Linked DNA regions of Homo sapiens: all the other regions are linked to region 3. Evidence: read pairs that join two places in POLR2A ChIA-PET (ENCODE). Cell type or tissue: OCI-LY7. All regions are shown on one strand. Links, peaks and the distances in the headings refer to the core of each region. The heading gives the core; the rest is flanking DNA.

What was found. ChIA-PET counts read pairs that join two places held together with the same protein. Peaks named below come from ENCODE experiments on the same cell type or tissue, not always from the same donor. Only the 100,000 strongest peaks of a DNase experiment are listed, where the experiment ranks them.
Region 1: POLR2A ChIA-PET joins it to region 3 with 12 read pairs; 6 of 35 experiments call an interaction of 5 or more read pairs at or near these places.
Region 2: POLR2A ChIA-PET joins it to region 3 with 19 read pairs; 5 of 35 experiments call an interaction of 5 or more read pairs at or near these places.

Annotation. Positions count from the first base shown.
Region 1 is chr2:171,258,293-171,268,471 of GRCh38, reverse strand. LOC107983995 (a long non-coding RNA gene) reads left to right here and starts at 3,552. Exons shown (of 3, transcript XR_923576.2): 1 at 3,552-3,638; 2 at 4,391-4,437. It overlaps LOC105373737 (a long non-coding RNA gene), which reads left to right. Exons shown (of 3, transcript XR_923573.3): 3 at 1-2,846. In OCI-LY7, for the core only: CTCF peaks have their summits at 7,449 and 7,661; a DNase peak (open chromatin) is centred at 2,151; H3K4me3 peaks cover 323 bases; H3K27ac peaks cover 486 bases.
Region 2 is chr2:171,384,817-171,394,995 of GRCh38, reverse strand. It overlaps METTL8 (methyltransferase 8, tRNA N3-cytidine), which reads left to right. Exons shown (of 10, transcript NM_001321154.2): 2 at 2,799-2,953. The coding sequence starts at 2,811. Among named protein-coding and RNA genes, the nearest start is that of METTL8, 44 kb to the left of the region's middle. RefSeq lists enhancers at 7,463-8,047, 8,048-8,632. In OCI-LY7, for the core only: no CTCF peak of the experiment used is centred there; DNase peaks (open chromatin) are centred at 5,015, 5,535, 6,775 and 9,325; H3K4me3 peaks cover 1,626 bases; H3K27ac peaks cover 3,772 bases.
Region 3 is chr2:171,319,465-171,329,643 of GRCh38, reverse strand. METTL8 (methyltransferase 8, tRNA N3-cytidine) reads left to right here. Exons shown (of 10, transcript NM_001321154.2): 8 at 3,496-3,602; 9 at 3,738-3,803; 10 at 5,282-10,179. The coding sequence ends at 5,472. Among named protein-coding and RNA genes, the nearest start is that of METTL8, 110 kb to the left of the region's middle. RefSeq lists enhancers at 2,290-2,814, 3,309-3,358, 5,190-5,289, 9,477-9,526, 9,672-10,179 and a silencer at 5,371-5,665. In OCI-LY7, for the core only: no CTCF peak of the experiment used is centred there; DNase peaks (open chromatin) are centred at 3,228, 5,303, 5,583 and 6,093; H3K4me3 peaks cover 3,629 bases; H3K27ac peaks cover 7,654 bases.

The DNA of each region.
Region 1 (10,179 bases), core at 757-8,756, 60 kb after region 3:
AACAATCAAGTAGAGATATCAAGTAGTTAGTTGGACATGTGAGCGTAAGCAGACTTCTTGGCTGGAGATATACTAATGGCAAACAGCATATGGATGTCATTTAATTTCCCAGGCCTGGGTGAGATCACCTACAGCAGGAGGTGGACAGAGAAGAGGAGCTGGTTCAAGACCTCATTCTGAGGAAGCCCAGTATTTAGAGGTAGGGAAGAGAAGGAAGAGCCAGAAAAGGGAATTGAGACAGAGTGCCCAGGGAGGCAAGAAAAAAAAAACACCCAAGAGAATGGTTTGTCACAAAAGCTGAGAGAGAACATTATTTCCAGAACAAAGAGAGCGGTCAACTTTGTGGGAAACTATTGAGAGTCAAAAAAGATAAGAGAAAAATGGTCATTAGATTTGGCAACAAAGAGATCACTTGAGACCTTGAAAAGAACAATTTCAGTGGGAGTGGATGGGGCAGACACATAATGGGGGTTTTGATCTCTCAGGGAAAGAAGAGCAGTCTATTATTTCAGAAAAAGTTGGATCAGCCATGCCATATGCAGCTAGCTTAAGTGCTACTGAAACGACACAATTTACCTGCTTAGACAAACAGCATAATGTAGCAAACAGCATAAATTTTTAGCATTAGACAGAACTGGGTTGAAATTCTACAGACAAATTACTTAAACTCATTATGGTTCAGTTTGTTTATCTGTAAACTGCAGAGGAAAAAACCACTTTTCTTCTATTCTCCTAGGTTCTACAGTTAGGAACCTAGAAATTGAACTGACAAAAGACAGGTTAACAAGAGAAAAACAGAGCTTATGAATGTGTGCAATGCACATGCATTTGGGAGAAACTCAGTGATGAGTGTAACTTGCAGGAGTAGTTGTTATGTAGCATCGTAACAAAGATGCTACATAAAAACTACTCAGTGATGAGTAGTTTGCAGGAGTAGTTGTTATGTAGCATCGTAACGAAGAATGGTGTATTTGTAGAGATGTGGCAAAACGAAGGAAAAGGGGTTTAAGCTTTTGGAGTGACAAATTGTGGGGAGGTAAATATGTGGAGAGAAACTAATGGAAAATAGGAGTTATTTTATTAGGGTTTACTATGTAGGTACCTTTTGGTGCTATCTCTGGGCTAGAGTTATCTCCTCGTCTCTAGTGATTATGAGTCTAAGAGTTTCCTCTTCCTGGTATGCGAGAGAGAGAGAGAGAGAGAGAGACGCCTTTGCAAATGTATTTTTTTTTATTAAAAAAATTGTTAATTGCAGAGATGGGTGTCTCGCTATATTGCCCAGACTGGTCTCAAACTCCTGGCCTCAAGTGAGTCTTCTGCTTCGGCCTCCCAAAATGCTGGGATTACAGGTGTGAGCCGCCAAACCTGGCACAAATGGAAATTTACGTCCTACTTTTAGGCAAGTAGGGAGGAGGGCAGAGATACTTCTTGGCATGTGCTGCTTCTCAACTGTTTTCAGCTCAAAATAATCCTTATGCAAAAGTTCATATTTTGGGGTGGCATATTCTAATCACCCCCCCAAAATAAGAATAATACTTTTTCATAGGGTTGTTGTAAGCATAACATGAGAGAACATTTTAGCATAGCAGTAAGCATATGTAAGTTGCTTAAGCTCATTCATTTAAAACATACTTATTAAGTGCCTACTGTGTACCAGGCCCTGTGCTGAGTGCCTGGCATACAAGGATGAAGTCTCAGTTCATGATCTGCAGAAATGTATAGACTAGTGAGGAGACAGACCTGCAAACAGTTGCATTACAGTAAGATTATTGCTTCAGTAGGATTGTGACAAAGGAGAAGAAAACCTGAATGAGTCTGAGGGGATCAAGAAAGGCTTCACAGAAGAAGCAGTATTTTATCTGTGACTTGAAGACACGGGGTGGATTTGCCAGGTGGACAAGCTGGGGAGGGTGTTCCAAGTAGAGAGAACATTGTATACAAAGCTTCAGGAATGGGACTGAGCATAGCATGCTCTGGAACCAGATAGCTGAGTGCTACTGGAGTAAAACTTGTGTGGAACAGGTGGAGGTGTGGTGGTAGGAAAATAGTGAGGGATGGGGCCAGACAGGTAAAAAGAAATCAGAGGATGGAGAGTCTCATTTGCCACGAAGAGGAGTTTAGATGTTATCTGAAGGGATCAGGAGCCACTGAAGTACTTGGTAATAAGGAAGTGAAAAAAACGTTCTTTTTGTTGTTTTTTAGAAATGAGGTCTCAGTCCGTCACCCAGACTGGAGGGCAGTAGTGCGATCATGGCTCAATGCAGCCTTGACCTCTTGGGTTCAAGGGGTCCTCTAGCCTCAGCCTCCCAAGTAGCTGGGATTACAGGCAGGAGCTGTGACCCTGACGACAAAATCATTCTTATGCGTGGAAGGTGAACTGAGAGTTTGCTTAGCTTTGTAAAATGCCCTAATCTTTGCACTTAAAAAATGGTGCCTCTGACCAATGCTCAGCAGTATATGTGCTATGATTTGTCTTTTCAATTGTTCCTCTGAACTATTCTTATTCTCTTGTAGGGAGATATTTGCAGACCAATTGAACAGAATAGAGAATCCAGAAAGAGACCATCTAGAGGAAAGACTAACTTAGCTTGCCATTCTTTCTTTAGAGAATGATACCGATGTCATGTAAAGCAATGATCAAAGAGTACATATCCAGCCTGGGCAACATAGTAAGACCGTGTCTCTACAAAAAATAAAAAATTAGCCGGGAGTGGTGACATGCACCTGTAGTCCTAACTACTCGAGAGGCTGAGGTGGAAGGATTGCTTGAGCCCAGGAGATTGAGGTGGCAGTGAGCTATAATCGCACCACTGCACTCCACTCTGTCTCAAAAAAGAAAAAAAAAAGGACATAGCAAAAACAAAAAAATATATATATGGAAAAAAGTATTAAAGACAGGTGATTAATCGTGATATGATGATATTATCTAGATTTTATCGTATTTGATACTTTATGATATTTTATGACAATTTTGATATTTATAGTCTTAGAAATTTGGTTTGATGTGCTTTCTCATTCTAATTCATTCTTTTTGTTTTTTTAAGAGATGAGGTCTTGCTGTGTTGTCCAGACTGGAAAACAGTGGCTATTCACAGGTGTGATCATAGCACACTACAGTCTCAAACTCCTGGGTTCAAGTGATCCTCCTGCCTTAACCTCCAGAGTAGCTGGGCCTATAGGCATGTGCCACTGTGCCCAGCTATTTAATTTTTTTTTTTTTTTTTTTGAGACGGACTCTCGCTCTGTTGCCCAGGCTGGAGTGTAGTGGCGCGATCTTGGCTCACTGCAAGCTCCGCCTCCCGGGTTCACGCCATTTTCCTGCCTCAGCCTCCTGAGTAGCTGGGACCACGGACGCCCACCACTACGCCTGGCTAATTGTTTGTATTTTTAGTAGAGACGGGGTTTCACTGTGTTAGCCAGGATGGTCTCGATCTCCTGATCTCGTGATCCGCCCGCCTCGGCCTCCTAAAGTGCTGGGATTACAGGCGTGAGCCATGGCGCCCGGTCTCCAGCTATTTAATTTTATTCTTGCACCTACTTTTGTGTCATAATTTTGCATTTTTTTCTTAAAGAAGTACATGCTTTTTCTTAAAGAAGTTTCTAAAAACTGAATATTCATTAGGTCCCACAAAATCTGGGTAAGTGTCTGAGTACTGCACTATCCTTTATTGATTTCTCTAAACCTGCCTGCAATTTTGTAAATAGTCATTTTATTAAACTCTTCTCAGTTTGCCCATGTCCTCTGTTTCTAGGACCATGACATTCAACAATGTTCATGTTGGTCATAATCTTTGTTCATCACTTATACAATAGATTCTCTTGTATGTATAAAGACATTCACAATAATAAAAAGGATATGTGATATATACATATATACATACATGTATACACATACCACCTGTGTGTGTGTGTGTGTGTGTGTGTGTGTGTGTGTGTAATGTCTATGCCAGTGCCATGTATAGATACTTAAGTAATTGTTAACAATACTTCCTGGAGAGAAACAAGGGAATAGGGGACAGAGATTAGATGAGGAATTATTTCATCATATTCCTCTTTCTTTCTTTTTTTTTTTTAATTTTTAATTTTTGTAGAGATGGAGGTCTTGTTATGCTGCCCAGGCTGGTCTCAAACTCCTGGGGTCAAGTGATCCTCCTGCCTCAGCCTCCCAAATTGTTGGGATTACAGACATAAGCCACTGTGCCCGGCCTGTATTGCCCTTTCTTGCCTAAACTTTTTCATGTTTATATATTTGTTTCTCAAATTAAATTTTGATTTCATTTTTGTTCAAACAGATTCACTAGGTACTTTTTGAGGGGGAGGAGTCAAAACTTAAGAGTTAGGTTTCATTCAAGATTAATCAGTATGGTTTATTTTCATGTTCTCATGACAGTGTTCCCATAGTTGGAGGACTTCTGGAACTGGTGAGCAGTCCATCAGGTAATGGGCATAAAAGTAGCACTTTTCACTTTATTCAGATCTTACCTTTGTTTGAAAATATTCTCTGAAGTGCTTCCTATGAGGACAGATTACATTATTAGAGGACTATGTTGATTTTTATTCACTTTGGGGGCACTCTCCAGAGTTCCACAGGAATTTCCAGACATGACATGAAATGCCCACATTTATTTCACAGATCTCCCCGGCCATATAGCTGAGCCTCAGTGTTGCACCATCAGGAAACAAGAACATGCGCGCTGGGAACCTGGAAATAGAAAATAGATCCCAGCCCCATCCAGCTGACTGAGACCAATGCCTGATTCCCCAGCAGGGCAACCTGCCAGAAGTAGAGTCTGTAGTCCTCAGTAACTCTCCTGCAGGGGTTCCCCTCACACACTCCACTTGTGCAGAAGACTAGAAAGATGGCCAGAAACATAAAAAACACATCACGCTGCAGAGCGGTCTGCCTCTTGGCCTGCTGGGATGGCAGCCCTGGCGCCAGGGAGGCAGCTGAGGTATGGAAAGTTATATTAGGAAGAGAGGAAAGGGAAATATAGCCCCACAAACCCAGAAAAGAAAGAATGGAGAAATGGGGCCTCCAAAGTTGAATTCCTGGCCGGGCATGGTAGCTCATGTCTGTAATCCCAGCACTTTGGCAGGCTGAGGCAGGCAGATCACCTGAGGTCGGCAGTTCGAGCCCAGCCTGACCAACATTGAGAAACCTCGTCTCTACTAAAAAAAAAAAATTAGCCGGGCATGGTGGTGCATGCCTGTAATCTCAGCTACTCGGGAGGCTGAGGCAGGAGAATCACTTGAACCCAGGAGGTAGAGGTTGTGGTGAGCTGAGATCGTGCCATTGCACTCCAGCCTGGGCAACAAGAGTGAAACTCCATCTCAAAAAAACAAAAACAAAAACAAAGTTGAATTCCTGGCATGGAGAAACCCCATCTCTACTAAAAATACAAAATTTAGCTGGGTGTGGTGGTAGGTGCCTGTAACCCTAGCTACTCAGGAGACTGAGACATGAGAATCGCTTGGAACCCGAGAGGTGGAGGCTGCAGTGAGCTGAGATCACACCACTGCACTCCAACCTGAGGGACAGAGCGAGATTCTGACTCAAAAAAAAAAAAAAAAAAAAAAGTTGAATTCCAACCAGGTGCAGTGGCTCACGCCTGTAATCCCAGCATTTTGGGAGGCCGAGGTGGGCAGATCACGAGGTCAGGAGATCGAGACCATGCTGGCTAACACAATGAAACCCCATCTCTACCAAAAATACAAAAAATTAGCCAGGCGCGGTGGCAGGTGCCTGTAGTCCCAGCTACTCAGGAGGCTGAGGCAGGAGAATGGCGTGAACCCGGGAGGTGGAGCTTGGAGTGAGCCGAGATCGCGCCACTGCACTCCAGCCTGGGTGAAAGTGCGAGACTCTGTCTCAAAGAAAAAAAAAAAAAAAGTTGAATTCCTTGGCTCTTACAGGCATGTGCCTGCAATGTATCTGCTTCAGTCACCCAGTGCCTCAGGAAAGCAAATGATTTCTGGAATATGGTAGCTGACGATACTTTCCTTTGGATGATTCAGTTTCTTCACTACACAAATGATTCCATCGTAGCCAGGAAAGCATGCAACCTTGTGACTTCCCTCCCCACCAACCAAAATACTTCCCCTTCTCCCTATGCCTCAAATTCTTTCAATAAGACAAAGCTTTTTATTCCACAATTAAGGACAAGGAGCCCCACTCTAGGAGCTGGAACATATTGGCTTAAATACACAGGAAGGTTGTTATGGGCTTCCCTTGGGAAAATCTCCCGTATGGGGCCTGAAGACCCTCTGACACTTCATTGTAAAAATTCTTTCTTCTTTTGGGAAGCAGATGGAGTTAACAGGCTGTAACATTTGTCTATTGTTCTTAAGCAAGGCACATACTAATCTCTTTGTCCTCTCTCAGAAGATAGGCTTTATATCTGCGTCAAGAGACAAGACCATCTACAAATACATTACTTTGTTTAGAATTTATGCTCACTCTTTGTTTCTATGAAATGAAACAAAGCATCCTGCCCCATAGTGACTCAAGTAGGTCAAGAGAATTGTGATTGAAAAACCCCAAGGGTCTTTAATTTCTTCCTGGAAGAAAGAAAAAAGCTCAACTCTGTGGCCCCCACCTCCTTTCCATCACCTTGGATGGCTTGCAAAGAACTTGTCTGTAGAAGAACAGGCCTTTATCTGCTCTCTAACTCCACAGAAGAACTACTAGTTCCTAGGCCAGAACCATGTTGATGACTAAAAGAATCTCAGCTTCAAAGAGTCATAAGGCCAGAGTGTGGTAAAGTCTAACACTGATTTGTTTTGGAGATGGAGTTTTGCTCTCCTTTCCCAGGCTGGAGTGCAGTGGCACAATCTCAGCTCACTGCAGCCTCCGCCTCCTGGGTTCAAGTGATTCTCCTGCCTCAGACTCCCGAGTAGCTGGGATTACAGGCACATGCCACCAAGCCTGGCTAATTTTTGTGCTTTTAGTAGAGACGGGGTTTTACCATGTTGCCCAGGCTGGTCTCGAACTCCTGACCTCAGGTGATCCGCCCGCCTTGGACTCCCAAAGTGCTAGGATTACAGGCGTGAGCCACCGTGCCTGGCCCCTAGCACTGATTTTTAAAAATAACTAATATTTATGTTTCTACAGCTTTATTGGGGTATAACTGACTTACAATAAATAACATATAGTTGAAATGTACAACTCGATAGGTTTTGACATACATATATGTAAACCAAAAAGTATCTGAGACAGGTCTCAATCAGTTTAGAGGTTTATTTTGCTGAGGTTGAATACACACCCAGGAAAAAGAGACACAAGCCACAGCAGGATCTGTGGCCCTTATTTTTTCTGCAGAGAATTTTGGGGGCTTCAATTTTAAAGGGGAAAAGTAGGCAGGAGGGGAAAGGGGAAAGAAAAAAAAGAGGAAGGGCATGGTCACATTCTTGTGAAGTCACATGTGCATGAAAAGGAAGGGGTAGGGGAAAAATCAATTATGTATTTGACTCACACTCAGTAAATCTGCTCTTTTACATAAGGTGAAGTAAACATAGAGTAGAAAAGCAGTCAAACATGCATTCAGCTCAGGATGGAAGGGGATTTCGAATCTCCTCTTTCCCCTCACTCCTCCACCCCCAAGTCCATGAAGATAAGCTGTTCATTTACATTGTCAAGGTGAGGGAGGCCCCCTGTGGCCTTCTATCTGTAGCTATCAGTTTAGGAACAAAGATAAAGGCAGTTTTGGGGTTTTTTTTCATGACTCAGCTTCCAAGCTTAACTTTTCCCTTTTGGCATCGTGAATTTGGGGTTCCATGATTTTATCTTCCTTTCACATATGCAACTATGAAACCATAACCACAATTAATATAGTGAAAATACCTCAAAAAGTTTCTTTGCTTTTGTAACACTTTCTTCCTGTTCTTTCACATCTCCTCATCCACCAGGAAACCACTAATCTGCTTTCTGTCACTATACGTTAGTTTGCGTTTCCTAGCATGTTATATAAATGAACTCATACAGTGCATACTCTTTTTCTGGTCTGGCCTCTTTTGCTCAGCATTAATTATTTGCGGATTCATCCATGTTGTTGAATGTATCAATTGTTCATTTCTTTTTATTGCTGGGTAGTATCCCATCAGCTGGATATACCGGTTTGTTTCACCTGTACATGGACATTTGGGTTGTTTCCAGTTTGGGGCTATTACCAATGAAGATTCTATGAACATTTATGCATAATTCTATATAGATGCATGTTTTTTCTCTTATACCTAAGAGTGAATGGCTGGATAAAATGGTAGGTTTATGTTTAACTTTCTAAGAAACTGACAAACTGTTTTCCAGAGTGGTTGTACTGTTTTATACTTTCCCCAGCAAGGTATAAGAGTTCAAGTTCCTCTACCTCCTCACCAACACCTGGTATGGTCAGTCTTTTTAATTTTAGCCATTCAGTAGTTATGGTTTTAATTTGCATTTTCCTAATGACTAATGATGCTGAGCATCTTCTTATATGCTTCATATGCTTATTTGTCACCCATGTTTGTTTGATTCTTTTGCTTATTTTTTTAATTGTGTTGTTTTCTTATTATTGAGCCTTTTGTTCTTTTTTTTTTCTTCTTTTTTTTTGAGATGGAGTCTTGCACTGTTGCCCAAGCTGGAATGCAGTGGCGCAATCTCCACTCACTGCAACCTCCACCTCCCGGGTTCAAGCGATTCTCCTGCCTCAGTCTCCAAAGTAGCTGGGATTACAGGCACCTGCCACCACACCCGGCTGATTTTTTGTATTTTTAGTAGAGATGGGGTTTCACTATGTTGGCCAGGGTGGTCTTGAACTCCTGACCTCGTGATCCTCCTGTTTCGGCCTCCCAAAGTGCTGGTATTACAGGTGTGAGCCACCGCACCAGTCCTTTTTCCTTTTTCTTTTGGAGATGGAGTCTCACTCTATTGCCAGGCTGGAGTGCAGTGGCACCATCTCAGCTCACTGCAACCTCTACGTCCTGGGTACAAGCAATTCTCATGCCTCAGCCTCCCGAGTAGCTGAGATTTCAGGCACATGCCATCATGGCCAGCTAATTTTTGTATTTTTAGTAGAGATGATTCTTCTGCTCCAGCCTCCCAAGTAACTGGGACTACAGGCACCCACCACCACACCCGGCTCATTTTTGTATTTTTAGTAGAGATGGGGTTTCACCATGTTGGACAGGCTGGTCTTGAACTGATGACCTCAAGTGATCCGCCTGTCTCAGCCTCCCAAAGTGTTAGATTACAGGCGTGAGCCACGGCGCCAGGCCACAGAATTTTATAATTACATAACTCCACTTTTCCCTCCCAGCACTTAGGCTACTGTTTTCTTTATGCATATGTTGTAATCCCCACAACACATTGTTATTATTTTTGTTTAAACAGTCAATATATTTTAAAGATATTCAAATTATAAGAGAAAAAGTCTTACGTATTTGTCCATGTAGTTATCATTTTTGTTGCTCTGAATTTTCTGTATAATCATATTTCCATCAGGTGTTATTTTCCTTCTGCCTGAAGGATTTCCTTTAACATTTCTTATATTGCAGATCTGTTAGTGATAAATTATTCCGGCTTTGGTATGTCTGAAAAAGTATTTATTCCACCTTCATCTTTAAAAAATATTTTTGCTGGGTATAAATTTCTAGGTAACAGTTTGTTTTTTCCTTCAGTAGCTTAAAGATGTTGCTCCACTGTCTTATCACCTGTATCATTGTTTCCTATGAGGAGTCTTCTGTCATCCTTATCTTTGGTCTTCTGTATATAATGTGTCTTTTCTTCTCTGGCTACTTTTAGTATTATCTCTTCATCACTAATTTTGAGCAGTTTGATTCTGATGTGCCTTAGTGTACTCATTTTCTTCATATTTTTGTGCTTAGGATTTATTGACTTTCTTGGACCTGTAGGTTTTTAGTTTTCATCAAAACCAGAAAATTTTCAGCTATTATTCCTTTGAATAGCTTTTCTGTCCCTCCCGCTACTTTAGGGACAACAATTACATATAAATCAAACTGCTTAAAGTTTTCCTACAGCTCACTGATGCTCTTTTCATTCTTGTTTTTAATTCTCTTTTCTCTTTGTGTTTTATTTTTGGATCAGTTCTATTGCTATGTCTTCAGATTCACTAATCTTTTCTTTTGCCATTAATCTCATCAGTGTAATTTTAATCTCAGATATTATAGTTTTTATCTCTAGAAATCTGA
Region 2 (10,179 bases), core at 1,389-9,388, 65 kb before region 3:
AATAATACAAAGCACATATTTGTTAATCATCGTAGTTAATTTAATTGGATAGCTACCTGTACATTGTCACATTCTTCTATCACTTCCTTCGCACTGCAAGGATCTTAATTAGGATCCACCCTGGAAAATATGAAGTAACTTCCATCCAATTAGATTTATGTCAGACAAATACCATTTTTATGTAATCAGTCAAACAATTCATGAGCAGCCTGGTGCTGCCTCTAGAAGCTTGCAATTTAAGTAAGAAGGCATTTATATAATTTTATTATGTATTTATATTATCTCCTATATACAGTTGTTATATATTTATGTAATAAGATAAATAGCAATGCAAGGCTGTGCATAACTGTTATAGATAAGCAAGTGAAATAAAGATGTTTGTGTGGTTAATTAAAGAAACAGCTGCCTAAGTAGGGAAATTGCCACATATTTAGACCCTGGCCACACCATGCTTTCTCCACAGACTAGCAGCCTGCAAGATTCACATTTCTCTGACATTTTCCTGAATTGCCTAATAATCCAATCTGGTTGTATCTTTTTGTCTCTGTCTACAGAGGCTCTTGGTCATTTATAGTGAGAGAAACTCTTACTTTTTTTTTTTCCCTCTTCTATATATAGATGAGTATAGATAAGTATCACGTGATTATTTAAAGGATTGAAATTCCATTTTGATTTGCCTTTCCTGGGTAGGAAACATTTACATCATTTTATACTTTTGAGCATGAATTGCCTCTCTTTCTAGGTGTAATCAATTTCTACTCTTCAGCATACAAAAGATTTTATGAATACTATTCACTGCAGAAAGAGCTCTAAAAATAATTTTGCAGGTAGGGTTTTATAGAACACTGATAGTCTTATGTGGAACATTGGCAGGCAAAAAGAACAAAGGCACATCAGGGTAAAGGTGGTGGTAGGTGGAGCATTTCATTTCATTTGCCTCCACCAAAGAGCTTGCATTTACTGGAGAAGGAAAACAAATAAGAAACAGGAGCATCTGCACTTGCTGTTGAAGGTTTCATTTCTTATCACTGTTAAGTCACATTTGAATGGAACCATTACAGTCTTGTTGGTATGTATAACTATGCCCCCACTTTTTTTTTCCAAAAGGAAAATCTTGAATTTTATGTTTAAAAGTACAAAGAGCTGTTTTTGACATTCTGCAGTTCATTTTGGAATTCACAGTCTTAAACCTATTCATTTTCAGTAGGGTGGTAAAGAGTGCACAGTATATGGCATTTTTACGCCTAATAGCACCTCCAATGATCTGTGATGCATATTACATACACACACCTTTTAGCATCTGTTTCCACCTGACAGCTGACAGCATTAGGCTGAATGTTGTGATGAACAACTGAAATGTCAAGCAGTATTACAATGGTTTCTTATTGGAAAAAGTAAGCACCTTAGAGCTTCTTTTTAATACTTTTCCATAAAGATTTTAAAGTGACATATTTACAAGTACATAATTAAGATGACATACTCTTTAAATGCTTGTTATTCTTCCAGAAATGGAGATGGATTTGGGCTAATCAGCAGATGATTCTCCTCTTGAGCTAGGGTATAAGCATGCTTTTTTTTTTTTTTTTTTGCTTTTTTATAAGACAGAGTCTTGCTCTATGACCCAGGCTGGAATGCAGTGGCATGATCATGGCTCACTACAGCTTCAGCCTCTAGGCTTGGCCTCTCGTGTAGCTGGAACCACAGATGTGCACCATCACCCCTAATTTTTTTTTATTTTTTGAAGAAACGGTCTCACTATGTTGCCCAGGCTGGTCTCTAACTCTTGGACTCAAGTAACTCTCTCACCTTGGCCTCCCAAAATGTTGGGATTATAGGCATGAGCCACTGCAGCTGGCCTTAAGCATGCATTTTTGTTTTGTTTTGTTTGTTTTGAGACAGAGTCTTATTCTGTTGCCCAGGCGGGAGTGCAATGACACAATCTCGGCTCACTGCAATCTCCGCCTCCTGGGTTCAAGCGATTCTCTTGCCTCAGCCTCCAAGTAGCTGGGATTACAGGAATTCACATCACTCCTGGATAATTTTTTTTTTTTTTGTATTTTTAGTAAAGATGGGGTTTTCCTATGTTGGCCAGGCTGGTCTCGAACTCCTGACCTCAAGTGACCCACCTGCCTCGGCCTGCCAAAGTGCTGGGATTACAGGCATGAGCCACCATGCCTGGCAAAGCATGCATTTTGTTCAGGAAAATCTATTTTGCATCCATATTACTGACTATTCTTAAAAATATATGTATACAGGATTGTTAGAATTAATAATTGCTAAGATTCTGTCTTAATATTTATTTATTTGACTGATTTTCATATTATTCAGTTCAGCACGGAGAATGAGAGTTACAGGTTTGTTTTCTTATTCTTCTGCCATACTTGGGATTTTTGTCTAGTGGTCACAAAATATTTCCTAGAAATATATTTTCCTAGAATTACCCCCCAAAAAATAAAATTACTTTAAAAAAAATCTGTCTTTAGTACACAAATTCAGACATGCTTTGATCATGTGCTAAAAATTAAATAAGCAAATAAAATATCGAACAAAGCAAAGTTGGTCAAGGCTATGGCTTCAAAAAAATGCCAGCCAGTGTTGCCCACCCTAAATATTTCTCTCCCATCTCTTGGCCTGAATATACTTCAGGAGAGAAGCTGTTATGCTCATCTTTCATTAAAAAGTTTCTAGTTTTCATGTGCATTCTCAGATTGAAAACCTTTAGAACCAGGTTTTGGGTATTAGATAAACAATACACTGTTTAATCTATGTTGACTAATTAATCATTTGTAACTTTTTAGGTACTGCTTAGGATGAATATGATTTGGAGAAATTCCATTTCTTGTCTAAGGCTAGGAAAGGTGCCACACAGATACCAAAGTGGTTACCACCCAGTGGCCCCTCTGGGATCAAGGATTTTAACTGACCCAGCCAAAGTTTTTGAACACAACATGTGGTGAGTTTTCTTTTTAAATCTGATATTATGTGTGTTTCTTAAATATCACCAGTGGTATTATTTTCATTTAGAATTAAGAAAGGGTTTTTAAAGCTGATGACCTAACTCATGTTGTAGAGGTCCAAAAGCTAGGGTAACCGATCCTGACTTAAGTGTTGCTGATTCTGAATTTCATTGCAAATGGAATTGGAAGAGTGAAACTTTCCATATGCTTTTAGTAGCCTTGGAGTTCTTGCAGGCCCTTCCTACTTACCTCTGATCCTGATTTGCCTGCTGTCACTGGGTGGGGGTGAGGATTCTTTCCTAGGTGGGGCCCTCCTCCTGCTCCACAGTTCCTTCCCTCTTTTTCATACTTGTCATCCAGCAAATGCAGATCAGTACCTGTGTCTTACTGAGCACCAGGGAGATCATATTGGTATGATTCTCGTCTATGCTTTCAGGGAATCCACCCTATTTGGAAAGATAGATATTTACAGAAAAAGCTGATAATTACCCCTACAAGGCAGTAAATTGTGAGGGCTCAATGAGTGTTACAGACTATATGCCATATGAGAACAACTCAGTAATGCAAAAACACTTCTGTTTGGGCATAGTCAGAAAGATTTCTTAAAGTGAGGGAAACTGAGATTACGATTACAGGCACACCTCAGAAATGTTGTAGGTTTGGTTGAGACCACTGCAGTAAAGCAAATATTGCAATAAAGTGAGTCACACAATTTTTTTGGTTTCCCAGTGCATATAAAAGTTATGTTTACACTATACTGTAGTCTCTTAAGTGTACAATAGCATTATGTCTAAGAAAACAGTGTACAAACCTAATTAAAAAGTAATTTCTTGCTAAAAAATGCTAACAGTCATCTGAGCCTTCAGTGAGTCATAATCTTTTTGTTGGCAGAGGGTCTTACCTCAGTGTTGATGGCTGCTGACTGATCAGGGTGGTGGTTGGAGTGGCTGTGGCAGTTTCTTAAAATAAGACAACAATGGAGTTTGCATCATCAACTGACTCTCCCTTTCATGAAAGATTTCTCTGTAGCATGTGATGCTGTTTGATAGCATTTTACCTACAGTAGAACTTTCAAAATCAGTCAGTCCTCACAGATCCTGCCACTGTTTTATCAACTAAGTGTATGTAATATTCTAAATATTTTGTTTAATATTTAGAATTTTGTCTAAATTCTTTGTTGTCTAAATTATGTCTAAATTCTTTGTTGTCTAAATTATGTCTAAATTCTTTGTTGTGATTTCCACAGTGTTCACACTGTCTTCACCCCAAGTAGATTCCATCTCAAGAAACTACTTTCTTTGCTCATCCCTACAAAGGAACTCCTCATCTGTTCAAGTTTTATCATGAGATTGCAGCAATTCAGACTAAATCTTTAGGCCCCACTTTTAATTCTAGTTCTCTTGCTGTTTCCACCATATCTGCCGTTACTTTTTCCACTGAAGTCTTGAACCCCTTATCATCCATTAGAATCAACTTCTTCCAAACTCCTATTGATGTTATTATTTTGACCTCCTCCCATGAATCACAAATGTTCTTAATGGCATGTAGATTGGTGAATCCTTTCCAGAGTGTTTTCAGTTTACTTTGCCCAGATCCACTAGAGGAATTACTATTTATGGCAGCTATAGCTTTACGAAATGTAGTTCTTAAATAAGACTTGAAAGTTGAAATTACTTCTTGATCCAAGGGCTGCAGAATGGATATTGTGTTAGTTGGCATGAAAGCAACATTAATATCCTTGTACATTTCCATCAGAACTCTGGAGTGACAAGGTATATTGTCAGTGAGCAGTAGTATTTTGCAAGGAATTCTTTTTTCTGAGCATTAGGTCTCCACAGTGGGCTTAAAACATTCAGTAAACCATGCTATAAACAGATGTGTTGTCATCCAGGCTTTGTTGTTTCATTTATAGAGTATAGGCAGAGTAGATTCAGTATAATTTTTAAGGGCCCTAGGATTTTGGGAATAGTAAATAAGCACTGGCTTCAACTTAAAGTCACCAACTGCCTTAGCCCTTAACAGGAGAGTCAGCCTGTCCTTTGAAGCTTTGAAGCCAGGCATTGACTTCTCCTTTCTGGCTATGAAAGTCTTAGATGACATCTTCTTCCAATAGAAAGCTGTTTTATTTACATTGAAAGTTTGTTTTTTAGTGTAACCACCTTCATCAGTGATCTTAGCTGGATCTTCTGGATAACTCGATGCTACAGCTTCTCCATCAGCACTTACTGCTTTGCTTTGTACTTTTATGCTATGGAGATGTCTTCTTTCCTTAAACCTCATGAACCAACCTCCACTAGCTTCACTTTTCTTCTGCAGCTACCTCATCTCTGTGAGCCTTCATAGAGTCAAAGAAAGTTAGGGCCTTGCTCTGGATTAGGCTTTGGCTTATGGGAATATTGTGGCTGGTTTTATCTTTTATGCAGACCACTAAACCTTTCTCCATATCAGTAATGCTATTTCACTTTCTTTTCATTCATGTATTCACTGGAGCAGCATTTTTTTTTTTTTTTTTTTTTTTTTTTTTGTGAGACAGGGAGACTCTGTCACCCAAGCTGGAGTGCAGTGGTGTGGTCACGGTTCACTGAACCTTCACCTGGGTCAAGTGATTCTCTGGCCTCAGCCTCCCAAGTAGCTGGGACTATAGGCATTCACTGCCATGCCTGGCTAATTTTTGTATTTTTTGTAGAGATGGGGTTTCACCATGTTGCCCAGGCTGGCCTTGAACTCCTGAGCTCAAGTGATCTTTCCAACTCAGCCTCCCAAAGTGCTGGGATTACAGGTGTGAGCCATAGCACTCAACCTGGAGTAGCATCTTTAATTTCCTTTAAGAACTTTTCCTTTGCATTTCACAAGTTGACTAGTGCTAGAGGCCTAGGTTTTGTCCTATCTCAGCTTGCAAAAGGCCTTCCTCACTAAGCTTAATCTTTTCTAGCTTTTGATTTAAAATGAGATATATATAACTATTCCTTTCATTTGAACACGTAGAGGCCATTGTAGGGTAATCAACTGGCCTCATTTCATTATTGTTTTGTCTCAGGGAGTAGGGGAACCTGAGGAGAGGGAAATAGACAGGGAAAGCCAGGTCAGTGGAGCAGTCAGAACACACATAACATTTATCAATTAAATTAGCTGTTTTATATGGATATGGTTCATGGTACTCTAAAACAATTACAATAGTAACATCAAAGATCACTGATCACAGCTCATAACAGATATAATAATAATGAAATAGTTTGAAATATTGCAAGAATTACCAAAATGTAACAGAGACATGAAATGAGCACATGCTGTTGGAGAAATGGTGCCAATAGACTTGCTCAATGCAGGGTTGCCACAAACCTTCAATTTGTAAAAAATGCAATAGCTGTGAAGTGTGATCAAGCAAAGCATAATTATACAAGATATGCCTGTATTTATATTGCCTGCAGTACATAGCACAATGCCTGACACACAAATATTGTTGAATTAATGCTTTGAATAGGTAAACTGAAATAAGGGCATTCTAGGTGGATAGAAAATCATAAAGCACTGAGATGAGGAAATATAAGGCATTTTCATGAGATAGAGGATAGGATAGTTTGCCTTAAGAAAGGCTTTTCTAGGAGATTGGTGAAAGATAAGGTTGGAATGACATAGGCCAGATGGGGGGTAGGTTTAAGATGTGCATGGTCCTGAATTCATAGCTGAAGTATAAGGCATTATAGAGCCACTGAAGATAAATAAATGACATTATATTTAGTGTATTAAGTGTATATATTTGGTAACACCATGCTAGACTGATCAGCAGGAAGAATTAGAAGCAGAAAAGGGCCAGTGAGCAAGAGATCGTGACAGAAGAATAAACAGAATTTGGTGCTTGTGCAGAGTAAAGAAAAAGGAAGAAGTTGACTCTGAAGTTTTGATCTTAAGTAACTGATAGAAATAGGAAAATCAAGAGGTAAATGTATTTGTTTTATTTTGGAAGAAAGATGGTTAATTTGGTTTTAGACATTTTGAATAATAGGCTTTGTGAGCAGGACATTCAGGTGTAAATGTCCAGCACGCAGACACTGCTGCTGGGAAGAGGGAGAGTGGTCAGAGCTGAAGAAGTCAAGTTGGGCATGATATCTGCAGACAAAATTGTTATCAGACTAGCCTCTGGAACAGCATCTCTGGGGCTAGGAAGGTGATTCATGGGCTTTTTATGTTTTTATTGCAACCGAATCTCAATTTTGAAAGGGAATACATTGATTTTTTAATTAATTAGTTCTACACTATACAATATGGTAGTCACTAGCCACAGGTGGTTATTCAGCACTTGAAATATATTAATAACTGGGCTGAATTGAGATGTACTGTAAAATTTTAAAAACTTAGTACAAAAAATAAGGTAAACAATCTCAATTTTTATATTGAATTATATGTTAAAAGTGAATGAAAATTTGGATATATGCAATTAAATTATATATATATGCACATACATACATATATATATTTAAAAAAAAATTTTTTTTTTAATTTTTTTTAAATAAGACAGAGTCTCGCTCTGTCGCCCTGGCTGGAGTGCAGTGATTCAATCTCAGCTCACTGCAACCTCTGCCTCCCAGGTTCAAGCAATTCTCCTGCCTCAGCCTCCTGAGTATCTGGGATTATAAACATGCACCACTGAAAGGGAAAAAGCTCCTATGTCCCCCTCGCTGGATGTGCGATGGGGGTGTGGCTCACTTCTTCAGTGCCCCGCTGCTCAGACCTCTAGGGGAGCATACAGATGGGCAGGCTGTGGGGCTCCTACCCCATGACAGTGTATAGGGGTGAGTGTTTACAGCTCCTGAAGTCCCAGTGAGCGCGTGTTACAGGGTGCTCTTTTAGTTTAGCCATGCATAGGCAGCTTGTGTTAGCTCAGTTATACCCCTGCCTTATCGTAAAGACAGATTTCTGTATCCCAGGGTTCTTGCCTTGGTGTATGGGAAGAATCGGATCACTTATGAGCTTGGAGAATGAGTGCAAGGTTTTACTGAGTGGAAGTAGCTCTCAGCAGATTGGGGAGTCAGAAGGGAGATGGTTTTCCCCTGGAGTCGGACCGCTAGGTGGACTGGGCTCTCCTCTGGCTGCCCTAGCCAAATGTCGTTCTGCTGGTGGGTGGCCTGCTGGTGTGCTGGTGCCTCCTGATGTGCTTCTCGCCATGTCCAGCCACCTGTGTGTCTGCCTGCTGGGGTCTGGGGGGAGGGGATTGTTTATAGGCATAGGATCGGGGCGTGGCAGGCCAGGGCGGTCTTGGGAAAATACAACATTTGGGCAGGAAATGCCTGTCCTCACCTAGGTTCATGTGGGTGGAGCCCTAGCCAGGGACCACGTCCTCCTCTAAGTAGCGCTTCCCTTCCCCGCTTCTGTATCATTTAAAGGGACCACACTCTTCCCTTCCATATTGCCACCACGCCCAGCTAATTTTTGTATTTTTTGTAGAGACAAGGTTTCGCTGTGTTGGCCAGGCCGGTCTCGCACTCCTGACCTCAGGTGAACTGCCTACCTCGGACTCCCAAAGTACTGGGATTACAGGCGTGAGCCACTGTGCCTGGCCTAAATAAAATATATTTTTAAAATTGGTTTCACCTCTTTATTTTCATTTTTCCTTACCATGGCTACTAGAAATTTTAAAACTACGTATGTAGTTCACATTATACTTTTTTGGACAGCTGCTCCATTAAACCATTTTCACTACCATCACCAATATGGATAGTTATCACAGGCTATGAGATAAAATGGGCCCTTTGCCAGGCAATTAAATCTCCAGAGCAACTTCTGATCTTAGGCAAGCTCCTCATTTATCAATTTTTTTTGTTTTCTTCATTAGACCCTAGTGATTTAGCTATCTATATTCTCTTTTTCCATCTGCTACCACCTGCTCTCTTGCCTGAGATTCTTGCCTACTGATTTAAGTTCTGTTTTGTCATAGACTCAGGAAAGCAAGGATCATCTGGTCCAGCACTCCTCAAACACACGGGCTAGCTTTGGGCTGGCTGCACAAGAATCCTTCTGGGAGTTACTATTTCAGTAGGTCTAGAGGTATGGCCCAGGAATTTCTAACTTGAAAAGGCTCTTTTAGTTATTCTGTTGAGGAGCCAGGTTTGGGAACCCTTGATCCAGTCCAGTGGTTTTTATAATTTTCTTTAGCAACAGAACTATTTTCAAGTGAAGCTTTAACATGGAATCCTAGGATTTAAAAGATAAAAGCAAACCTGACCTGAATGAATTAGGCATAGAGGCCTGGAGCATCAACAGCACCACTTCCTTTTCCCTCTCACCTCTCTTCACTTACTCTAGCAGCCAAGAGGACCCTTAGGGCTCTGTTATTCAGTTTGAAAAACATTGATCTAGTCTAGACAGCCATCCATCTTCATAGCATACCCCCCAAGGGGTTGGCCAGTCTGCACCCGACACCTGTGGTGAACTCTCTACCAACACAGATACATACTGTAAGAGCAGCAATAAAAACTTTCACCCAGGGAAGAGGAAGGTAGTTGATTCACATTATCTTCCCACACACCTTTTTTACATTTTTTTCTTCTTAAGGAGAAGATGTGTAAATTAAACGAAACCTGGTTTGTTCTCCCCATCCTTCAAGTCCAAAATTCTGTTCAGAAGTTTTTGTTTTCTTCCTTATTTTCTCCTTTATATTTAAGAATAGTGTTTCCTCTCTTGCTGAATTTGATTTTTTTTTTTTTTGAGACAGGGTCTTGCCCTGTCACCCAGGCTGAAGTACAATGGCACTATAATGGCTAATTTTTAATTTTGTTTTATTTTATTTTTTTTAGAGAGGGGGGGTCTTGCCATGTTGCCCAGGCTGGTCTTGAACTCCTGGCCTCAAGCAGTCCTCCTGTGTTGGCCTCCCAAAATGCTGGGATTACAGGCATGAGCCACCACACCTAGCCTGAATTTGATTTTTTAAAGATGTTTCTAGAAAAGCATATGCCAGTTTTCTCTCAGAGGTGTTGCTCAGAATTATCTACAGTTCATTTTTCCATTTAGCCTTTGGTTTTAAGGATTATTTACTCTCTATATGACCATATTTTTTTTTAATTTTAAGAAAAAATAAAGATACTCTTTTTTATTTAGTTTCTAATATGCTGAGAAAGATTTGCCTTCCAGATTCTGGGTATTTGTATTACTAGTACTTATATCTGCCTATAGTCTTTTACTTATTTACTTACTTTATTAATTAATTAATTTAAAGACAGCATCTTGC
Region 3 (10,179 bases), core at 1,460-9,459:
AACAAATTCCATTTCCAAATAAATCTGAAATAAGATACTTTAGCACCTAGTGAGGTATGTCAGGTTTTATGAAGCTACTGTTTCCTCCCAGTTTCTATAACCTATTTCTTTCTGCTAATCTGTTTAGACTGTAGGCATTGTTCAGGTACTAATAGAAAGTTGTCATCTATGTGTTTGGTTTCCTTATATGAACAGTTAAAAGGATGGAGAGGTGGATAGAGAACAAGATTCCCCATTGACACCCATAACAAGAAACATCTAAATTCTACATATAACCACAAAAAGACTATTTGAAATTAGTTCAGATAATGTATTTTCTCATGATTTGAATTGAATGTTATAGAGAAGAGAAAGGCCAGGTGCAGTGGTTCACACCTGTAATCCCAGCACTTTGGGAAGCCGAGGTGGGTGGATCACCTGAGGTCAGGAGTTCCAGACCAGCCTGGTCAACATGGTGAAACCTCGTTTCTACTGTGAAACCTCTGCCTCCTGTAGCCAGGCATGGTGGTGGGCGCCTATAATCCCAGCTCCTTGGGAGGCTGAGGCAGGAGAGTCGTTTGAACTCAGGAGGCAGAGGTTGCAGTGTGCCGAGATTGCACCACTGCACTCCAGCCTGGGCGACAAAGCAAGACCTTGTCTCAAAAAAAAAATAAAAGGCTGGGCGCTGTGGCTCACGCCTATAATCCCAGCACTTTGGGATGCCAAGGCGGGTGGATCACCTGAGGTCAGGAGTTCAAGACCAGCCTGGCCAACATGGTGAAACCCCATCTCTACCAAAAATACAAAATCACCTGGCTGTGGTGGCACACACCTGTAGTCCCAGCTACTTGGGAGGCTGAGACAGGAGAATTGCTTAAAACTGGAAGGCAGAGGCTGCAGTGTGTGGAGATCATGCCACTGCACTCCAGCCTGGGCAAGACAGAGACTCCGTCTCAAAAAAATAAATAAATGATAAAAATACAAAAATTAGCTGGGCGTGGTACTGCATGCCTGTAATCCCAGCTACTCTGGAGGCTGAGGCAGGAGAATCACTGGAACCCAGGAGACGGAGGTTGCAGTGACCCAAGATCACGCCACTGTACTCTAGCCTGGGTGACAGTGAGTAAGACCCTGTCTCAAAAAAAGAAAAAACTAAAACCAAGGCAATGTCTATAGTGTCACTTAGGACTATAGTAGTAGATTCAACCCCAGAAAAGTTCTAGAAAAGTAGCATCTTGGTAGCTTGGAAAATTCAGGCATAAGCAAATGGCAAGCAATTTGGCTAGACCTTGAGTCTGGAGGACCCAGCTTAAATGGGAATAAATTGTAGGTGGCTACAAAAGAAGAGCGAATTGTCCTTCTTGTCACTGAAATGAAAATACAAAATATTACAGAGCCAAGCATAAAGCAGGCAGTCAATACATTTTTTATCTCTTCCTTCTCCTCTCCCTCTATCCAGAGATAAGTGAAGACAGCAGAGTTGGCCCAAGTAGGATGAAGAAAGAAAAGGGGCTTCATACCATTCCTGTCTTGTCCATCTCACCCCCAGCCCACTCCCACCTGCAGTTCTCAGGAATTGGCTCGGGAACTGCACTATGAACCAAGATGAGATGAGCAAGAAAAGTAGCTCCCGTTCCTTGCCTTTATCCTCAACCCCAGACATTAAAGGATAGCTGAGAGGAAAGAATTTGCAGGAGGAGGTGGCTACATTTTAAAGTGTTCGATTGTTTATTTTTCTGCATTTTAGTTTCATACTTGTTTTACTAATAATTACAGAAAGATTTTGCTATGTACGTAAAATATTTATATTGAAAGTGAATATTTTAAGGTTTAGATATGATTTTCTTTCATTCGCAAAGCCTATGATATAAGCACAGTATGAAAATAACCTGTAATAAAATAAACAAAAAATACGTTTCTTTTTTCTTTTATGTCCTTATGTGCTAGTTTTTTTAAAAGGACTTTTCACCTAATCATGCCACCTCCTTTTGTCCTACTTCTTTCTTGTTTTATAGTTGCTTTCATTTTCTCAGTATCTGCTTCCTTCATAACATGACATAATCTGAGTTTTACCTTACTATTCCACTGAACAGTGTTTTAATTGAAAGGAATTTACAGATTATCTGATTCAAACTTTTCATTTTTTTCAAATAAGAAAACCTCAGCAGCTTTAAGTAGCTTAGATAAGGCAGAGACAAGGACTTAGCACACAAGCTGCCATTTACCATTCTCTGCCCATGGCAGACATTGATAATCGATTTTGTACTCGGTAACTCGCAATGAGCTTTATGAGTCCTTCTCAGAGCTCTGTAGGCAGCCGATGCTGTCACTCAGAATTAATATGAGATCTGAAATCTATGCCATCCCTGGCCCATAATCACACATAAAGCCATGAACACTTAGCCAAAAACACTAAATCAAGAGCAGCTATAAGGGATTGTATTTGACTGGAAGCCAAATAAGTAGAATAAACAGTAAAGGAGAAAAGCAAAGGCTCCCTGCTGTTGAACTAGGGCTTGGAATGTGAATAAAATTTAAATAGGCAGACAGTAAGGAGGAGAGAATTCTTTGAGGAAAAACCATGTGAGCAAAGGCAGAGGCTGCTCAGGGCCAAGCATGACAGTTTGGCTAGGGGAGCTGCTTCAGATTGGAAAGCTGTTGGTAAGATTAATTGGGGTCAGTAGTAGGAGATCTTAAGAGCTCAACTAAGAAATTGAAATTTTATCCTATGGATTAAAATCATGAAAGTTTTTGAGCAAGGAGATGATTTGACAAAATTATCATTTTAAGCAGAATTATTCATCGATAACATGCAGGAAGGATTGACAGGGAGAATAATACAGCGTGTTAGGAAGCAGATTTGTTTCCAGGCCTAAGGAGATAGGGGTTGGTACTAAGGGAGTACAAATGGGAAACAAAAAAGACAGGAAATATCAAAGATGTCATTAAAAATAAAAATTAAAGAGGACATAGAATTTTATGGCCACATGGAGAGGACAGTGGAAGAAAAATAATTTCTCTTTCATGAGGTAAATGGTGGTACCTCCGAACTAAATAAAGAAAAGGAGAATGAGCTCGTTTTGGAGGAAAGATATTCCCTCTTTAGATATGTACAACTTGGGATGGCTTTGGCATATTTTTTATCTTGCAAGGAAAATGAAGCACACTCCATTGTTGTCTATCTCAGAACTACCTTAATTTTCTGTAAGTACCAGGAAACATCTGTGGTTTTGAAGTTTAGCTTTGACATCATACGTCAAGCTCTGTGAAGTTACCACTCTGATCATTTGGGTGATTTCTTGATACTCTAGGACTTTTGAATCTAGTCATTTAGCAAGTTGGTTTTGGTTTTTTCTTCTTTACAAAATATTTTTATTTTTGTTACCCTTATGTTTATGGTTTAGATTTCTTTGGCCTTATCAAGCTTTTCTTATTTTGTCTTCAACAAAGTTAAATCCAGCATATAAAACAAGATTTCTACAAACTGGGTATCTTTTTAATACTTTGTTTCCAAAGGATGCAAGGTGTTGTAAACCGACTGTCCAAGTTACTGAAACCTGGGGGAATGCTGTTATTTCGAGACTATGGAAGATATGATAAGACTCAGCTTCGTTTTAAAAAGGGTAATAGTATATTCAGTTTGAGGTTATTTTTAAATGTTCTAAAGAATGCCTTGTTTATATTTCACATCAAAGTATTTAGTTGTTTTTTTTTAAAGGAATACCCTTAAGAGTTTCTCTTTTCACAATTTTTTTCAGGACATTGTTTATCTGAAAATTTTTATGTTCGAGGAGATGGTACCAGAGCATATTTCTTTACAAAAGGTATGCTAATCTACAAAAGGAAATAATTGGTCATAATCGTTCTTGTTAGTTATTATCTCATTGATTATAGCTCAGAAGCTATGAAACTGAGGCTTCAGTCATTGATTAAGCATTAGATGTCTTCATACTTTGATGCTTATTACTGGTCTACATAAAAGGTTGAAAATGGCCGTTTACTGTTTAATCTTTTTCCAGTTAAACTGCTTTAAAGTCTCTTGTTTTACCCTCATACCCAGATGAAGGTGAAGGCTGTTCCATTTTGGAGATATTGTTAGCCTAGATATGAAAAAAATTGATGATAGCCACAGCCAAAGGAGGACATTTGATAAGTTTATAGAAAATTACTTATCTTGGCCTGTCACAGGGGTGCTCACCTGTAATCCCATCACTTTGGGAGATGAAGGTGAGAAGATTGCTTGAAGCCAGGAATTTGAGACCAGCCTAGAAAACAAAATGAGACTCTGTCTCTACAAAACAATTTTTTTTTAATTAGCTGGTCTGGTGGTGCATACCTGTAGTCCTAGCTACTTGGGAGGCTAAGGTGGAAGGATCACTTGAGCTGGGGCAGATGAGGCTACAGTGAGCTATGATTGGACCACTGTGCTCCAGCCTGGGCAGCAGAGTGAATCTTATGTCTAAAAAAACAATACATTTTCAAAATAGAAAGAAGGAAAATTACTTATCTCTAGCTGATTTCTCTTTTTTTTTTTTTTTTTTTTGAGACAGAGTCTCACTCTGTTGCCTAGGCTGGAGTGCAGTGGCACAATCTCAGCTCACTGCCATCTCCACCTCGCCGGTTCAAACGATTCTCCCACCTCAGCCTCCCAAGTAGCTGGGATTACAGCCTCCCAAGTAGCTGAGATTACCTACCTCCACGCCTAGGTAATTTTTGTATTTTTATTAGAGAAGGGGTTTCACCATTTGACCAGGCTGGTCTCAAACTCCTGACCTCAAGTGATTCACCCTGGCCAGGCTGGTCTTGAACTCCTGACCTCAGGTGATTTGCCTGCTTCAGCCTCCAAAAGTGCTGGGATTACAGGCGTGAGCCACCATGCCCAACCAATTTCACATTTTTAAAAATGCATTTCTAACAGTACCAAGTGAATGCTGCATTCAAGGATTTCCCCAAATTTATGTGAGTACTTTTATAATCTGCCGTTTTGGGTTTCTGTAAACCAACAAAAACTCAGAAAGGGAGCACCTTTCAAAATATTGAAAGCTGCAACCAATAGTTTTATATATCTGTTGATGTCTGCCGTGTTAGTCTGTAAACAGGTGTATTTTTATATGCATGGTGTATTTTTGTGAAATAGAAGAAACTCGCTTGGTTTCACAGGTTTCCTTCACCAAATTGTTCTAGAGAGTGTTTCTTGTATAAATGAAATTTAGATGGTCAGTTATTCCATCAGTGTTCTACTCCTGACCTCCCCCATCTCTAGTCACATGTCATATCTTTTATTGCCATTTTTGTCTCACAGGGGAAGTCCACAGTATGTTCTGCAAAGCCAGTTTAGATGAAAAGCAAAATCTGGTTGATCGCCGCTTACAAGTTAATAGGAAAAAACAAGTGAAAATGCACCGAGTGTGGATTCAAGGCAAATTCCAGAAACCATTGCACCAGACTCAGAATAGCTCCAATATGGTATCTACACTCCTTTCACAAGACTGAACTTTGTAACATGTTAAGGTACAAAGCCAGAGGACTGTGCTATTCAAGGACTACTGTAAGTCTATTGTTTCTCAAAAGACAATGAGAAAAAAAGAAGAGAATTTGTATTTCCTGCCGTTTTGTCATAGGTGAGCTCCTTTGTGCATTTTAAGCACATGTAAGTGGTTCAGCACAGTATGCCTTTTTCTGTGCTTTGAAAACTTGATATGCTCAAGCTTGTTTGAATTTATTACATCTAACCATTTTGCTTGTTCCTTGATTTTTATAAGCATTCAATTAAGTTAGTATTATGTCAAGTAATTTTGAGAAAATGTAACTTGACATTTTTTGCAAGTAAAAAAAATTGTTTATTTGTTTAGGCTTAGTAAACCAGTTCCCAAACACAGTCAGACTCTTCCCATTGTCATCTGATTGCAGAGAGAAAGCACACCTTATTTCCAGGGAAAGCTACAACAAGCCCAAGGTCAAAGTGTATTATTTTTTGTCTTGTTGTTGTCTATTTTCTCCCAATTTTTTTTTGAAATTCAGAGGCTCATATCTGAAATAGAATTTTAGTTCCTCTTTCCTTTCCTAAAATTGGGGAAGTACAGCCCATGCTGACATTATTTTCAGGCTATTCTTAGATATACAAGTTGTTAGGCCAGGTGCAATGGCTCGCACCTGTAATCCCAGCACTTTGGGGGGCTGAGGCAGGCAGATCGGTTGAGCTCAGGAGTTCAAGACCAGCCTGGACAACATGGCAAAACCCTGTCTCTCCCAAGAATACAAAAATTAGCCAGGCATGGTGGCACACACCTGTGGTCCCAGCTACTCAGGAGACTGAGGTGGGAGGATCGCTTGAGCCTCGGAGGCGGAGGTTGCAGTGAGCTGAGATTGTACCACTGCGCTCCAAACTGGGTGACATGGTGAGACCTTGTCTCCAAAAAAAAAAAAAAAAAAAAAAAAGGTATGTAAGCTGACAAGCTCTTGTATCAAGGGCTTTTGAACCAGAGCAACTTCATCTTGAATAGGGACTGTGTAAAATGAAGCTGAGACCTACTAGGCTGCAATCCCAGGAGGTTAAGACATTCTTAGTCACAGGATGAGATAGGAAGTCAGTACAAGATACAGGTCATACAGACCTTGCTGATAAAACAGGTTGCAGTGAAGAAGCCGGCCAAATGCCACCAAAACCAAGATGGCAATGAGAGTGTCCTCTGGCTGTCCTCACTGCTACACTCCCACCAGTGCCATGATAGTTTACAAATGCCATGGCAACATCAGGAAGTTACCCATATGGTCTACAAAGGGGAGGCCTGAATAATCCACCCCTTGTGTAGCATATAATCAAGAAATAACCTTAAAAATGGGCAACCAGTAGCCCTTGGGGCTGCTCTGCCTATGGAGTAGCCATTCTTTATGTTTTACTTTTTTTTTTTTTTTTTTTTTGAGATGGAGTCTTGCTCTGGCACCCAGGCTGGAGTGCAGTGGCGTGATCTCAGCTCACTGCCAGCTCCACCTCCCGGGTTCACGCCATTCTCTTGCTTCAGCCTCCTGAGTAGCTGGGACTACAAGCACCCACCACCATGCCCAGCTAATTTTTTTTTTTTTTGTATTTTTAGTAGAGACGGGGTTTCACCATGTTAGCCAGGATGGTCTCAATCTCCTGACCTTGTGATCCGCCCGCCTCGGCCTCCCAAAGTGCTGGGATTACAGGTGTGAGCCACCGCGCCCAGCCTATTCTTTACTTAAACTTGTTTTCACTTTGCTGTATGGACTCAATTCTTTCTTGCACAAGATCCAAGAATCCTCTCTTGGCGTCTGGATCCAGACCCTTTCTGGTATCAGTGGTAAGCTCTGTTTAAGACAACTGTCATACCCAAGAGAATTCTTAAATTGTGGCAGTTAAAAATGTATTTATCCCCTCGAGGGCCGGGCGCAGTCGCTCAAGCCCGTAATCCCAGCACTTTGGGAGGCCGAGGAGGCGGATCATGAGGTCAGGAGTTCAAGACCAGCCTGACCAACACTGTGAAACCCTGTCTCTACTAAAAATACAAAAAAAATTAGCCAGGCGTGGTGGTGGGCACCTGTAATCCCAGCTACTCGGGAGGCTGAGGCAGGAGAATCACTTGAACCCGGGAGGCAGAGGTTGCAGTGAGCCGAGATGACACCACTGCCCTCCAGCCTGGGTGACAGTTGTTAGACTGCGTATCAAAAAAAAAAAAAAAAATTTATTTACTCCCTTGCTTCAAAAAGGACATAAGTTGGCTTGCAAATCACATTTTGTAGAAATGAAGTTTTTAAGATTAGTCTCATACTCATTACATAATATTTATTGACTACTTACATATTGAGTGCTAAATTCAGTGGAATAATATGAACAATAAAGACCCAGCCTTGTTTATGCTCTTCAGGGAGCATAAATAGAGTACAGCTGGCAAAACAAAATGTGCATATCCCAAACCTGTAAATCATGATCTAAGACAATATACAAACACTCAAATAGGGAACTTACCAGCTAGCAGACTTTGATTATGAACCACAGAACCTAGAATAAATAAATACTCTCTTGAAAGAACCATCATTGGAATAATTAAGTTCCAACTGTTTTTTCTTTCTGAATTCACTTAAAATCCAATTTCTAGAAGAATATCATTGGTCCAGCTTTAGTCATTGGTTCATCTCTTAACAGGCTGGGGCAGGGCAGCTTAATTGATGATGCCACCAGAATGGGCAACATGGGAAAAACCCTATCTCTACCAAAAATACAAAAATTAGCCAGTGATGGTGGCACGCACCTGTTGTCCCAGCTACTCAGGAGGCTGAGCTGGGAGGATCTTTTGAGCCTGGGAGGCAGAGGTTGCAGTGAGCTGAGATCGCACCACTGCACTCCAACCTGGAGTGGAAGGAAATTTCACTTCCTGGAATGGAAGAAAGTTCTTCAAAGGAAAATCAAGACACTGCTGTCAAAAAACACCAGGGGAGGGATGCTGTCCAGTCACAGCCAACACATCATATAGCAGTGGTAGCAGTAGTAATAGTATTTCCAGAGAGAGAGAGAGAGATTAGCTCTGAAAAAGAATGGAGAAGAATCAGGTTTCTTGGGGGAGGTAGGTCTCAGGCTAGTTCTTGAATGTACATTCTCAGCAGATGGTGAGAAGACAAGTGTGGTGTGGGACATTAATGATGAGGGATAGGTAGAAAAGATGGGAAGGGGGTCAGCTTGTAGATAACCTAGACTAGCAGGTGTATGACTTCTAGTCTCTGAACTGGAGCCATCTGAGATCAGTTTGAGATATGGTGTCTTATAAATGTATTGAGAGAGGTTGAGGAGTTGTCTATAGAATGGAATGGAGTGAGGTCAGAGATCAGTGGCAAGGAAGACCACATAAAGGTTTTTGCACAAACTTGCCTTGATGGCAAGTCCTCAAAAGTACAATTATCAAGCTTTCTGTTTAAACATGCATAAGTCAGTAAATATAAACATTAAAATTTGCCCAAGACTCTTAACTCAGTTGTATTTCATAATTAAAGTGTACATTAAAAAGCCAAACTAGTCATGAAAGTATTACATACAGCAAGGGCAGTTTAGATAAGTTAATGTTGCTATGGGAACCCCAGCAGATCTCCTTGTGTCTCCGTTTAAAAATCATGGCCCAAGGTGGTTTCAAAAACAACAGAAGGTAAAATTATTCTCACATTCTCACACATGTAAATTGTACTGTCTCTCTCAGTTCTAAATAGCGGATTCAAGCCAGCCTCTTGACTGGCACAGTAAAATTCGGCTTCGTGTCTTTCTATAATGTATTACAGCATGTGAGTTAACCTTTAGAAGCTTCAAAAATACATCAACCAAATTTGGACTGTGAGACACAAACTGGTCTCTTTTGGGCTCTGTCCAGCATAGCCTTCCTATTCCACATGGCTGCGCAGCAGGGCCATTTCCACCAGTGTCTTCTGCTTGCCTGGTCAGTCTTTCTGTCTCTTAACCTACCTACAACAACTTCCTTCTCGGGGTTTGCTGCTAGATAGAAATGTAGATTTTGGCACAGAAAGAAAAGGGAAAGACCTATTTGGAATTTTGTCTATAGATGTTAAGAAATCATGAAGCGTTGCAAATGTAACTGCTTGGGTATTAGTTTAAAATATTTGATAACTGCATGAAATTCTAATTTACCCCTCACATCCATAAAGCTAGGACCAGTTGGTTAGGCAGAGTTTGATATTTAAAAATTCATCTTCTGAGAGAGCTGAATTTCAAAAGGACCATTTTCTTTCCAGGAGTAAAAGGTATATTCTTTCATCTTCTTACAGTACAGAAACAATGGAATATATTGTTTAAATGCACCCTTCATTTTTTTCTCCATTTCTAAAAATTCACTTTTGAGCATCGTCCAAATGTAAAAATTCTCACACATGAGGAACTGTTTCCGAAGGTTGTGAGAAAGTCAAGATAACAGTTTCTATTATTAAAAGTTTTGCATTCGGTATGACACATTTGCCTGTATTGAAACACCCATTTAACATTGACTTCTGAGAACTTATTTGCTTTGCCTCTCTCGATTCCATATGCTTTGTCTACAAATTGTGAACACGTCCCGGTTTCTACCCGTGTGTGATTCTAAGTCGTTGCTGTACTCTAGCTTGTACGTGAAAATTCACCCATATGCAGATAGCTGCCCTCTTGGAGGCAAAACTTAAAGCTATCAGAACCATCTGGATTGTTAA